Regions from separate parts of the Homo sapiens genome. Here all the other regions are linked to region 4. The links are chromatin contacts, found by Hi-C or POLR2A ChIA-PET in ENCODE. All regions are on one chromosome and are shown on one strand. The core of a region is the stretch at or near the end of the contact, and the rest is flanking DNA. Distances in the headings are between cores, read along the strand shown.

What was found. Hi-C counts contacts between places; a loop is a spot of excess contacts on that map. ChIA-PET counts read pairs that join two places held with the same protein, here RNA polymerase II (POLR2A). Pooled maps may share reads with other maps.
Region 1: a loop to region 4 is called in a map of naive thymus-derived CD4-positive, alpha-beta T cell, with 4 times the contacts of the local background. The contact joins two enhancer-like sites. A Hi-C loop is called at or near these places in 1 of 168 maps with a recorded cell type or tissue (naive thymus-derived CD4-positive, alpha-beta T cell), 5 of 37 single-sample maps with no recorded cell type and 3 of 50 pooled maps. POLR2A ChIA-PET finds 5 or more read pairs at or near these places in 1 of 52 experiments (HEK293).
Region 2: a map of Jurkat shows a loop between it and region 4 (3-fold over the local background). The contact joins two enhancer-like sites. A Hi-C loop is called at or near these places in 6 of 168 maps with a recorded cell type or tissue (GM11168, Jurkat, K562 and 2 more) and 3 of 50 pooled maps. POLR2A ChIA-PET finds 5 or more read pairs at or near these places in 2 of 52 experiments (H1 and HEK293).
Region 3: a pooled map shows a loop between it and region 4 (9-fold over the local background). The contact joins two enhancer-like sites. A Hi-C loop is called at or near these places in 1 of 168 maps with a recorded cell type or tissue (K562), 8 of 37 single-sample maps with no recorded cell type and 8 of 50 pooled maps.

Annotation. Positions count from the first base shown.
Region 1 is chr19:28,392,795-28,395,494 of GRCh38, reverse strand. No RefSeq gene overlaps it. Among named protein-coding and RNA genes, the nearest start is that of ERVE-5, 210 kb to the left of the region's middle. Within about 2 kb of position 1,279, at least 2 of the 41 ENCODE cell types and tissues checked have a DNase peak (open chromatin) inside an H3K27ac peak, as active enhancers do.
Region 2 is chr19:28,480,072-28,482,771 of GRCh38, reverse strand. It overlaps the pseudogene LOC100420587. Among named protein-coding and RNA genes, the nearest start is that of ERVE-5, 130 kb to the left of the region's middle. Within about 2 kb of position 1,416, at least 6 of the 41 ENCODE cell types and tissues checked have a DNase peak (open chromatin) inside an H3K27ac peak, as active enhancers do.
Region 3 is chr19:28,881,667-28,884,366 of GRCh38, reverse strand. No RefSeq gene overlaps it. Among named protein-coding and RNA genes, the nearest start is that of LINC00906, 82 kb to the left of the region's middle. RefSeq lists enhancers at 550-1,299, 2,050-2,700. Within about 2 kb of position 1,311, at least 5 of the 41 ENCODE cell types and tissues checked have a DNase peak (open chromatin) inside an H3K27ac peak, as active enhancers do.
Region 4 is chr19:28,631,532-28,634,358 of GRCh38, reverse strand. It overlaps the pseudogene LOC100420587. Among named protein-coding and RNA genes, the nearest start is that of ERVE-5, 26 kb to the right of the region's middle. RefSeq lists a silencer at 383-677. Within about 2 kb of position 1,523, at least 2 of the 41 ENCODE cell types and tissues checked have a DNase peak (open chromatin) inside an H3K27ac peak, as active enhancers do.

The DNA.
Region 1 (2,700 bases), core at 30-2,529, 240 kb after region 4:
CTGCCACCACACCCAGCTAATTTTTGTATTTTTAGTAGAGGCAGGATTTCACCATTTTGGTAAGGCTCGTCTTGAACTCCTGACCTCAAGCAATCCACCTGCCTTGGCCTCCCGAAGTGCTGGGATTACAGGTGTGAGCCATTGCGCCTGGGCCCAGATACATTTTTTATTCATGAATTTTTGTTTCAGGATCTGTTTCTTAGAGAATGAGAGAGAAAAATGGCATCAGGAGTCATGGAGCCTCCAGGCTGGGTCTTGCTCTGGTGAGAAAGCACAGGACCGGGGTGGATTTCTGAAATCCAGGCAGTGCTCCGCACCAGGCGCGTAACAGACAGGTCTCCATGGAAAATAGTTCAAATGTTGGGCTTAAGGTTCAGCAAATTACATACAAAGTCTTCTTAAGGCCCCTTATGGAATTTGCTTTATGAGACGGGAAGATCTTTGCTCTGAAGGAGTGAACCGTGTGACTCCAGTCACCTTGCTGAGGGGATGTACTCCTCACGATTTATGGGACCTGATCTGTTTTTCATGGCATCAGGGCAGAGGAGCCATAAGGGGAAGTCCTGTGTGCTGACAGACCAAGCACACCCACTGGTGAGGCTCAGCCAAGTGCTTAACTTTAACCACTGATTAAATTTCCTTCTGTCACCTGCTCGTTGAGGCTCTGCTCTGTGCATTGCACTGTGTGGATCATAGAGGAGAAAAGGGAGATGAGACAAAGGACCAGCCCTGCAAGGGCTTATCATTTTCTGGAGTCTGAGAAAATTCTGGGAGCAAAATGCTTAACTGGAAGTCAGAAAACTTGAGATCTTGTACCTTGTCTTTTGCTGCATGATTTTAAGAAAGTTACTCCCCCTCTCTGAGTCATAAATTTCCATATGAAAAAGGAGGTGAGAGGATAGATGAACTCTAATTTCTCTCCCAACTCTGATTTCCTAGTCTTATATTTTGAAGGAACATTTAACTTTGTTCCTGAAGTTTTGGTAATTTGAGTCTGTAAGATAAATGTAATGCACAGATTACCAGGGGAAAAAGGTGTAAACATTTTATTAGCATTCATATGGGCTTGGGAGTCATACAAAATATAAAGACTCAAACAAATGTCAAGATGGTTGATGCTTTTAGCCCTCTTGAATATACAGAAAATAGGGGCTTGGATCATGGCAAAAAGGATACGGGAGAGAGAGAAGAGGAGAAGAGGCCTGGTTAGCAGAGGCAGTCTTGGTACACAGCTGGAGCCTCTCAGGTGGCAGCCCTCAAAGGGGGTGGGTGGCAGCTTCTGGTAAATGTTTCTCTGCAAGACCTTTAAAGGTGTCAGCCTCTCAGTTAATCTTTCCTGGACCTTGACAAGGAGGACTTCGGAGAAAGCCTTTCACATCTGTTGTTTACTTCCCTTTATTTCCTCTGCAGGTGCAAATCTGCCCCACAAAAGACAGCTTTGCAGGGCTCCTTGTGTTTGCAGGCCCTCTGAACAGCCAGCTCAGAATATGCCTAAGACACATATTTTGGGGTGAAGTATTTTGGTTTTGTGATATCACATAATTCAAACTTAAAATAATTTAAACTTAAAGTTATTGGAATTTTACCTTATTCTGAGCCTTGTGAGGAACATGGCTATGCAGCAGAGTCACGTGGAATGCAGCTGCGGCTTCCGCTTTTTTCTGCTCGTAAATAATTATAACCCAACAGTGTCAAGACCCCCTTAGGTCACTAACCCTCTTCCTGGAGTGGAGTCATCTTCCTTGGAATGGAACAATATGTGACTGATCAGTTTGCTCCAGCTCTGCCCTGTTATCCTGTGGAAAGTGTCCTGATCTCACCGATGTTTCTGTCTCTGGCTTTAGAAGTGAAACAAACACCAGCTCTCCCTATTCATTTGGGGTCGGCGTCTCCCAGACGGGCATCCTCAAGCTGTGTGCCCAAATAAACTCCACCCTTAATCATATCTTCTGAACTTCATTCTTTAAGGTTGGCAGTTGCCTTTAATCTCTTAGCAACATTTTGTATATTCTGGATTCTAGAGATGAGGCCTCAACATAAAGTTTAAAAGGTAGTAAAAAAAGCTTTTATATTTGTATTCTATGACACAGTCACTGAGGTAACATATTTAAGGTTTATATGATTTTAAATATAGGTACCCTAATATTAAATATTATCATCATTCACAGATAAGTTGATCAAAATCTGTTGATGGGTATTTAGATTTTTCTAATTGTTTTACTATTACTTCACTGCAATAAACATCCAATTGGATATATATTTAATTAATTAGTTAAGTAATTAATTTGTTTATTTTAGAGATGGGGTCTTGCTATGTTGCCCAGCTTGATTCACACTCCTGGGCTCAAGCAATCCTCCAACCTCAGCCTCCTCTGAGGAGCTGGGGCTATGGGTGCTCACCACCATGCCTGGGCTTTTTTTTTTTCTTTTTTTTTTTTTTTTTTTTTTTGAGACATAATCTCACTCTGTAGCCCAGGCTGGAGTGCAGTGGCGCAATCTCGGCTCACTGCAACCTCCGCCCCCCAGGTTCAAGTGATTCTCCTGCCTCAGCCTCCCGAATAGCTGGGATTACAAGTGGGTGCCACCAGGCCGGGCTAATTTTTGTCGTTTTCGTAGAGATGAGGTTTCACCATATTGGCCAGGCTGGTCTCCAACTACTGACCTCAAGTGATCTGCCCACCTCGGCTTCCCAAAGTGCTG
Region 2 (2,700 bases), core at 167-2,666, 150 kb after region 4:
GATAGTTCAGAGGTCGTGGGAGCCCTTGCCCCCTAAGTGTGTCAAAAATTACTGCTGGTTGTGTGTGTGATGATTTTTTTACACATTTTAATAGTTATATATTTACTTTAAAGTGAATTTAAATATATACAAAATATACATCTATGATTTTTTTTTTTTTTAGGATTTTTGCTCCCTCATTCAGCTAAATCCAGGTTCTTGTCTCATGACCAGAAAAAAATGAGTCACACAGACACATTGAAGGGTGAGGAGGGTGGAATTTATTAAGCAAAAGGAAAGCTCCCAGCAAAGACAGGGGCTCTCCAAGCAGGTTTTCCCTTCACAGTTGAATGCCAGGGCTGCTGCACAGGAGGTGAAGAGGCCCAGGCTCCTCCCCTGCATAAGACGTGAATTCCTGGTGGCTCCACCCATTCTCCTAGAACACAGGTGGGCATGCCCAGGCAAGCCATAGGTAGTATCGGAAAAGGCAACATTTGATTGGTTGAAAGGCATTATTCAGAAAGAATCAATCAGGAAAGGGCAGGCAAACGGAGGCAGAAGTTCTCCTTCTGGGTCACGGGTTTCATCCAAAACCAGCGGTCCCGTCTTTCAGTCCTTAGCCTGTTTTAGACTTGAAGGTGGGTTTCACTGGGGACCCTTCTCTATCTGTCTAGGCATTTGGCTGCCTCCTACCTCTATCACTATAACTTAATTTTTTTTCATAAAACTTATAACCTTTTTATTGAGCCAAATCTTTAGAAAGTAGTTTTACTTAAAGTCAAGTTAAAACTGTTTAAGGTAAATAATAGTAGAAGAGACACAAAGATAGGGATGCAATTTGGAAGGTGGATTGCAGGTGGCCGAAATGCCTAACAAGCCCCACTTCCTTGACTCAGCTGTGTGGCCTTGGGCAAATTATTTAACTTCTCTGTTTCAGTTACCAACCTTTGGAAACACTGGACTATCAGATATTGCATTCCTCCCAAGTGGTAGGCCATGTTATGTTTGGCAGTCCCCAGATGCACCTAGAACCCAGCCTGTCACTGAGGTTCCCCAGTAACAGGTTTGATTAGGGAGAGATGTGGGAGCAGAAAGGACTGACCTGGCTGTGTCCTCAACCCGCAGAGCTGCCTGGGGGAACACACTGCAGCTGGGCCTTCCTCTGCCACACACCTTTCTCTGCCCCCAACTTATACACAGCGTCTGAGTGAAGCTAGGGCCACTACACATGTATGTCCTTCCTCTCAGGCCGCTATCTGGGGACCTACCTTCCCTGCTTGCTGCTCTGTCGTGGCCCACAACTGTGCCTCTTATTTTTGTCTGAGAGTGACCCATCTCATCTCTATAAATAAAAAGGTGATAGAGAGTGGCAGGTTTGTAGACCACGGTGCCAGCCTGGTGTAGCCTCTGCGACTTTAGACATGGAACACAGCCAGCCAGCACTGCTACCAGCTGTGTCACATGAGGAAGTTACCCGTCCCACTAAGCATTGCTTTCCAGGAAACAGGAACCCAGAATGGACCTTCAACTAGCTGTGGATCAGTGTCTTCTTACATGGTCACCAGCACTGAACACAGAATTTTAAAATCTTGACTAATCTGATATTATCCTACTTACAATGTTTTATGTTAGTGTGGTTGATTATTTTCCTCATGTGCTTATCACTTTCATTTTCTTCTGCTTTGTGAATCATTTTTGTACTTTGACTCTCTCCCCTGCAATTGGTAATGTTAGAGTATTTCTGTTTGCTTTGTAATCATTTTTTTTCTTTTAGAAAAAAGTATTTAAAAAGTTCTTCTTGGCCAGGCATGGTGGCTCATGCCTATAATCCCAAAACTTTGAGAAGCCAAGGCAAAAGGATCACTTGACCCCAGGAGTTCAAGACCAACCTGGGCAACACAGTGAGATCCCATCTCTGAAAGATTTTTTTTAAAAATTAGCTGGGTAGGGTGGCCTGCGCCTGTAGTCCCAGCTACTTGGGAGGCTGAGGCAAGAGGATGGCTTGAGCAGGAGGTTGAGGCTGCAGTGAGCCATGATTGTGCCACTGCATTCCCACCTGGGTGACCCTGTCCCTAAGAAAAGTAAAATATGGGCCGAGTGTGGTGGCTTATCTGAAATCCCAGCACTCTGGGAGGCTGAGACTGGCAGATCATCTGAGGTCGGGAGTTCGAGACAAGCCTGCCCAACATGGTGAAACCCGGTCTCTACTAAAAATACAAAAATTAGCCAGGCATGGTGGCGCACACCTATAATCCCAGCTACTCAGGAGGCTGAGGCAGGAGAATCACTTGAGCCTGGGAGGCAGAGGCAGCAGTGAGCTGAGATTGCATCACTGCACTCCAGCCTGGGCAACAAGAGCAAAACTCCATCTCAAAAAAAAAAAAAAAAAGTAAAATATGTATCCACAAATTTAAATTATAAACAACTTAAAACAAGTTCTGCTTAACATGGCTTCTGGACATGTGCACAGATAGTAGCTGATTTATGTGCTTGTCTCTATTGGCTCTGTCATTGCTGAGTCTGTTTTTATTGAATAACTTTTATTGTAGTTATTTTAGTTATATTTCTCTTTTATATGCCTATGTAGTAGTTTTTCCTACTTTTTTACTTTTTATTTTTTGAGATGGAGTCTCACTCTGTCACCTAGGCTGGAGTGCAGTGGTACGATCTTGGCTCACTGCAACCTCCGCCTCCCCAGTTCAATTGATTCTCCTGCCTCAG
Region 3 (2,700 bases), core at 62-2,561, 250 kb before region 4:
ATCTGAAATAATCTGTACATCGAACCTCCATGACACACAGTTTACCTATATAACTAACTTGCACATGTGCCCTTGATCCTAAAATAAAAGTTAAAAATAATCACACAAAAAATACAATAAATAATAAAATAAAAGAGCCAGGCACCTCTCTTGCTCCCTGTTTCGCTCTGTGAGATGCCGGCTTTACTTCCCTTCTGCCATGAGTAAAAGCTTCCTGAGGCCTCCCCAGAAGCAGATGAGGGCACCACGCTTACTGTACACCCTGCAGAACCATGGCCAATTATACATTTTTTTGATAAATTGCCCAGTCTCAGATATTTCTTTATGGCAACACAAAACAGACTCATGTGGCATCCCACGAGGTTTTGCAGAAAAGAGAAGGAAAGAGAGGAGGGCTGGAAATTGACAGGTTGTCCCAGGCAAAGGGGTGGGCAAAGAGATACATTCATAGGGGAAGGTGAGCGAATGAGCTGATTAGTGGGGTTGGAGAAAGGGGTGCTTCAGGCAGTGATAGGCAGACAGGATGCTGTCATCTTAGAATATGCGTGCACACACACGCAAACACACACACTTACCCCTCCGGTAGCATGCAAGCTGGCGTCACCCTGGCTTAACAGTAGATCCCAGGAGCACAGAAGCTGCCTTCACCCCAAGGAGCACAGCTTCTCACCTCCGTGCTCTTTCATTGCAATTCCCTGCCTTCCAGCAAGTGTCCGATGCCTGCTTAACATTATGCGAGGCAGGCTGTCAGTGAGAGAGGCTCAAGCCTGCTGCAGGGACTGCCTCTCAGGAAAGAGAAAACAAAGCCAGAGCCTTAAAAATAGAGCTGTCCACTGATGGAATTCTCTCCTGCTGCCATGACCAAATATTTGGTCACAAGGGAAGCGGCTGATCAGACACACTCCCAGCAAGGTCACGAGGTGCTCAGAGAACACACACTGAGGCAGGCTGCTGGCACGGCTCCCCTCGCCCCTGGACCCTCGAGGTCCCCAAAAGAGAGGGAGGGAGGGCCGCTCCAGTGCCAATCTGTAACCACAAAGCATGCCTTTGCTCTTATGATGCTGGAGACCAGCCTAGCCCTGAAGTCAGCTGCTTGCACAGACAACATTCATTCATTCAGACACAAATGAGATCAGTTCTTATCCAAATCACAGGTCAATAGGATTTGGGAAGCTGCAGAGTCCTAGAGATTACATTATTTTAAAGACTGCAGAGTTCAATACAGCGAGATTCAAAACAGAGGGAGGATTTTGTTGTCATACAGATGTCCACCCCTCCCCACACCGCACCGTGACGCCTGCCTGCTCCAGTTCTCCTGGTGTGTGGCTTCCCACTGTTCACTTCCCAGGCAGCTTGTCTGGATCTCTTGCAAGAGCAGGGCCTGGAGCCTGGTGACCTTAGCTGCCGCAGGGCCCAGCACACAGTCGGGGCTCCATGAAACCCCAGGAGGAAGGGATGGAGAGGGAAGGAGGCCATGTGTCCCAAAGGGGAACCCTGGGGGAGTGGTCCTTTCCTATCTGCCACTGGTGCCTGGAAAAGAGAGAGTAGAAAATCCCAGCCCCAGCTGGCACATTGCTCTGAGCCCAGGGCCTGTCCCTCCAGGAAGACAGTGCGGCCACCATTGGCCCACGGGCACTGCCTCAGCTGAGGCCCCTTCTAGCTCTCTGTCTTCTTCTTTGGAAGCCCCCGCGGACCCTGCCTCACACTGTTCTGGGCGCGTCTGTTCCCTGTGGGTATTTGCCTTCTGAGGTTGCAGCCACAGGGGCAGGGCAGCAGAACAGCAGGATCCCACCCACATGTATTGAACTGAGCTGATTTGTCACTTTGTAAAAAGCTTGTTTCAGGTAGGCATGGTGTTGGGCCTGTGGTCCCAGCTACTTGGGAGGCTGAGGCAGGAGGATCACTTGAGTCCAAGAAATGGAGGCTGTGGTGAGTCATGATTGCACCACTGCACTCCAGTCTGGGCCACAGAGTGGGACTCTTGTCTTTAAAAGAAAAAAAGATGTAAAAGCCTAGTGCATTGATAGGTTAGGTAGCCCCCAAATTCGTTTCTTGAGACAGAGTCTCGCTCTGTCACCCAGGCTGGAGTGCAGTGGCGTGATCTTGGTTCATTGCCACCTCCACCTGCTGGGTTCAACCGATTCTTCTGCCTCAGCCTCCTGAGTAGCTGGGATTACAGGTGCTTACTACCATGTCCAGCTAATTTTTGTATTTTTAGTAGAGATGAGGTTTTACCATGTTGGCCAGGCTGGTCTCGAACTCCTGACCTCAGGTGACCCGGCCACCTTGGCCTTCCAAAGTGCTGGGATTACAGGCATAAGCCACTAAGCCCAGCCCCAAATTCTGTTTTAAACACAAGCTAGAGTCAATGTCCACACTGGAAGTCATTTTCAAGGGGGAGATCAGAAAGCAGCCGGGGAAGTGGCTACTTTGAAGCAAAGTGACTGACATTTTAGAGCAATTAATAACTGTGTTTCCCCAGAGACAAGCCGCGGGTGCGGGGAGCGGAAGTCGCTCCTCTCATTGTTCCTCCTGTGCTTGGGCAGTGGGCTGGAACCCTCTGGGCAGCTTCTCAACTCAGCATGTCTTGCTGATCTATTAAGTTGAACATTAATCATTAGTAGAGCTCATCTTCTTTCCCTGAATTTAATTTCATTAGTTATACTTTCTTTCCCTATTAGAACAGTCTCTGACGCATTT
Region 4 (2,827 bases), core at 274-2,773:
ATTTCCTGGATTGTTTTTATAGTTTCTTGTGTTGGTTTTCAACCTTGTCTTCAATCTCATTTAATTTCCTTGCAATTTATACTTTGAACTCTTTGTCAGTTCTCAGTTTCCATTTTGGTTAGGGTATATTTCTAGAGAGCTAATATGATCCTTTAGTCATGTCACAACATTCAGATTTTTTCATGATGCCAGAATTCTTATGCTGATTCTTTCTCATCTGGAGCAGCTGCTCACAGAAAACCACTCTTATTTTTGAATTTATTTTTGTTCAGATGGGATTTTTTTTTTCTTATTTGTTTTTTCTTTCTCCATCCCTCCCTTTCCCTAGGGAGTGACTGTGGAGTACGTTGTGTTGCTAAAGCTTTGCTTCTATAGCCCACGCACTTCCATTGGCCAGGCTTTATATTTGGCTGTGCAGTTCAACCTGCAGGCCAGTAGATGGCGCTGACGGGTAAGAGCCAGCTTGTGGCACAGCAGATGGGTAGGTACTTGGTCTTTGTTTACTGGGAGGTGCTCTCTGTTGCTTCTGGTGATGGGCTGGACAGTGAAGTGCCTGGTGCCCTGAGTTTTCTGTTCAGCAGGGAGTGGGTAGAGCTGGGCAGAGCTGGACCCCCTGGCTTGCCCACAAATACTCCAATGCCAAGTATAGGCACCAAGCCTTGTGGAGATGGCTTTGGGAGCTCCCAGTGACATGTGCTGAGGTCTCTACATCGGGTGAAGGGGCTGCACTAGCTCCATGCGCTAGATAGGCAGGAAAGTGATCTATTCCCAATCACACCAGTCCTGGAACTCGTGACTCTCAGTTCAGATCCTCACTGTTGTCTACATCCAAGCCACAGTGGGTTGAGAGCTGTGGAACACACCTGTCTTGAGACTCTCCACAGGAGTGGTTTTGGGGCAGAACCTTTTCAGCGTATGGCTCTCTTTCCTTTGATGTGGTAATGATGTTGCATTGTCAGGGCCAGGGGATACACTCTGCCTTTCAGCCCCTGTGGATGGGTATCAGTTGTGGTGGTGTCAACTGGTTGGGCTGGCCTGACCTCAGGCCCTGGGAAAAGTGGTTAGGTGCCAGCACTGTTGGATTGGTCTACATAGCGCCCCAGTTCTCAGGCCCTTAGACGGCCTACCGGACAGAGAGTATGGGTCCTTAAAACCCATTTATGCCTAGTGTTCCATTACTGGAATACTAAGCATGTGGGACTTATTTATATCCCACTGCTCAAGATCATCGCCAAGGTCTGATTGGAAAAATTTAAAAAATTGCAACCTCAGGCATAAATGGGTTAAGGGGCTGGACTGGGGTTGGGGCACCCTAGACTTCAGGAGCTGGCTGTGATGGGGAAGGGGCTGGCTGGTCCCTGAGAGGCTGATAGAACCCTCAGGCAGGGGACAGACAGAAGGCCCAGGTGGTGGGAGCCTGAGGGCAGCACAGGCCTGTGGGGACTGGGCTCTCAGAAGAGCTGTGGTTGCAGCGGAAATGCTCAGGCAGGAGCCAGGTGGCCTTTCACTGGGGGAAGGGAGGGCCCCTCAGGGCACTGGAGATTGGCACCTGGGGGGCACATGACCTACTCACACTTTGCTCCTGCAGAAGCAGTTCTGGATTTTGTTCTTGGGGTCATGCAGAGGTCCCAGGCCTCCTCACTCTCTCCCTGGCCTGGGAGTCGGGGTCTCAGAGAAACACCTAGCCAAGGCCAGTGTTTCTGCAGGGGTGGGTCAACTGTACAGGGGGCCTGCAACAGGTAAGCCCCATTTCGCAGGAAGCAGCCGAGGCCGGGAGTAGTGTGGTGTGTGGTCTGGCAGCTCCTCTGCACAGCAGCTGTGCTGTCTCTCCTGGGGGTGTGCAAAGAGCCTCGCCTCCCTCCTTGGCATGGCAGCTGGCACCAGGCTGACTGTGGGATTCCAGGTGGGCTTGAGCGGTGCCTCTGCAAAGTTTCTGGGTGGCTCTGTGTTCAGCTGGAGGCCTAAGGAGGATTATGGGGGCTCTCCTGTGGCTAGGATTGTAAAAGTCTGTGATGGAGAGGTGGGTCCCGGAGCCTCTCACCTCATTCACCCCTTCCTTGGAGTAAGAGCCTCTCTTCACTCCACACCGTCCCAGCTCCGCAGGCTGCCTGGCTCCACTGTTCCCTGCTTTCCTTGGGTCCCATTGGTTCTCTGGTGAATCCGAGCATGCTCTCTTAAGATGATCTATGTGAAGTGTGAGGATTTACTTGCCATTGTGGTTCCTGTCTGTGAGAGAGGCATGGGCTTGCTGCTTCTAGTCAGCCATTTTGAACTAAAACCTCAACAACTTTTTTGATTCCTCATTTGAGTGAAATCGCATGGTAGTTGTCTTTCTGTGCCTGGCTTATCTCACTTAACGTAACTTCCTCTAGGTTCATCCATGTTCTCACAAGTGACAGAATTATCCTTTTTTAAAAGCTGAATAGTATTCCATTATACATAAATGTATGTGTGTGTGTGTATATATATGTGTGTGTATATATATATGTGTGTGTGTGTGTGTGTGTGTATATATATATATATATCTCAATCTCACATGTGCTCTATCCACTCATCCACTGATGGACACTTAGATTGATGCCATATCATGATTATTGTGAATACTGCTGCAAAGAACATGAGAGTGCACATGTTTTATTGACATACCAATTTCATTTCCTTTTGATATATACTGTTGAAGTCAAATAAACTATAGAGATGAATCTCTGACATGAACATGTTTTGTTTAGGAAAAATTGCAATTGGGAAGATATACACAGACTGGGTGGTCTTTGGTGTATCCAAAGAACAAAGAGAAGGTCGGAAGTTTTATAACAAGGAGAAATGT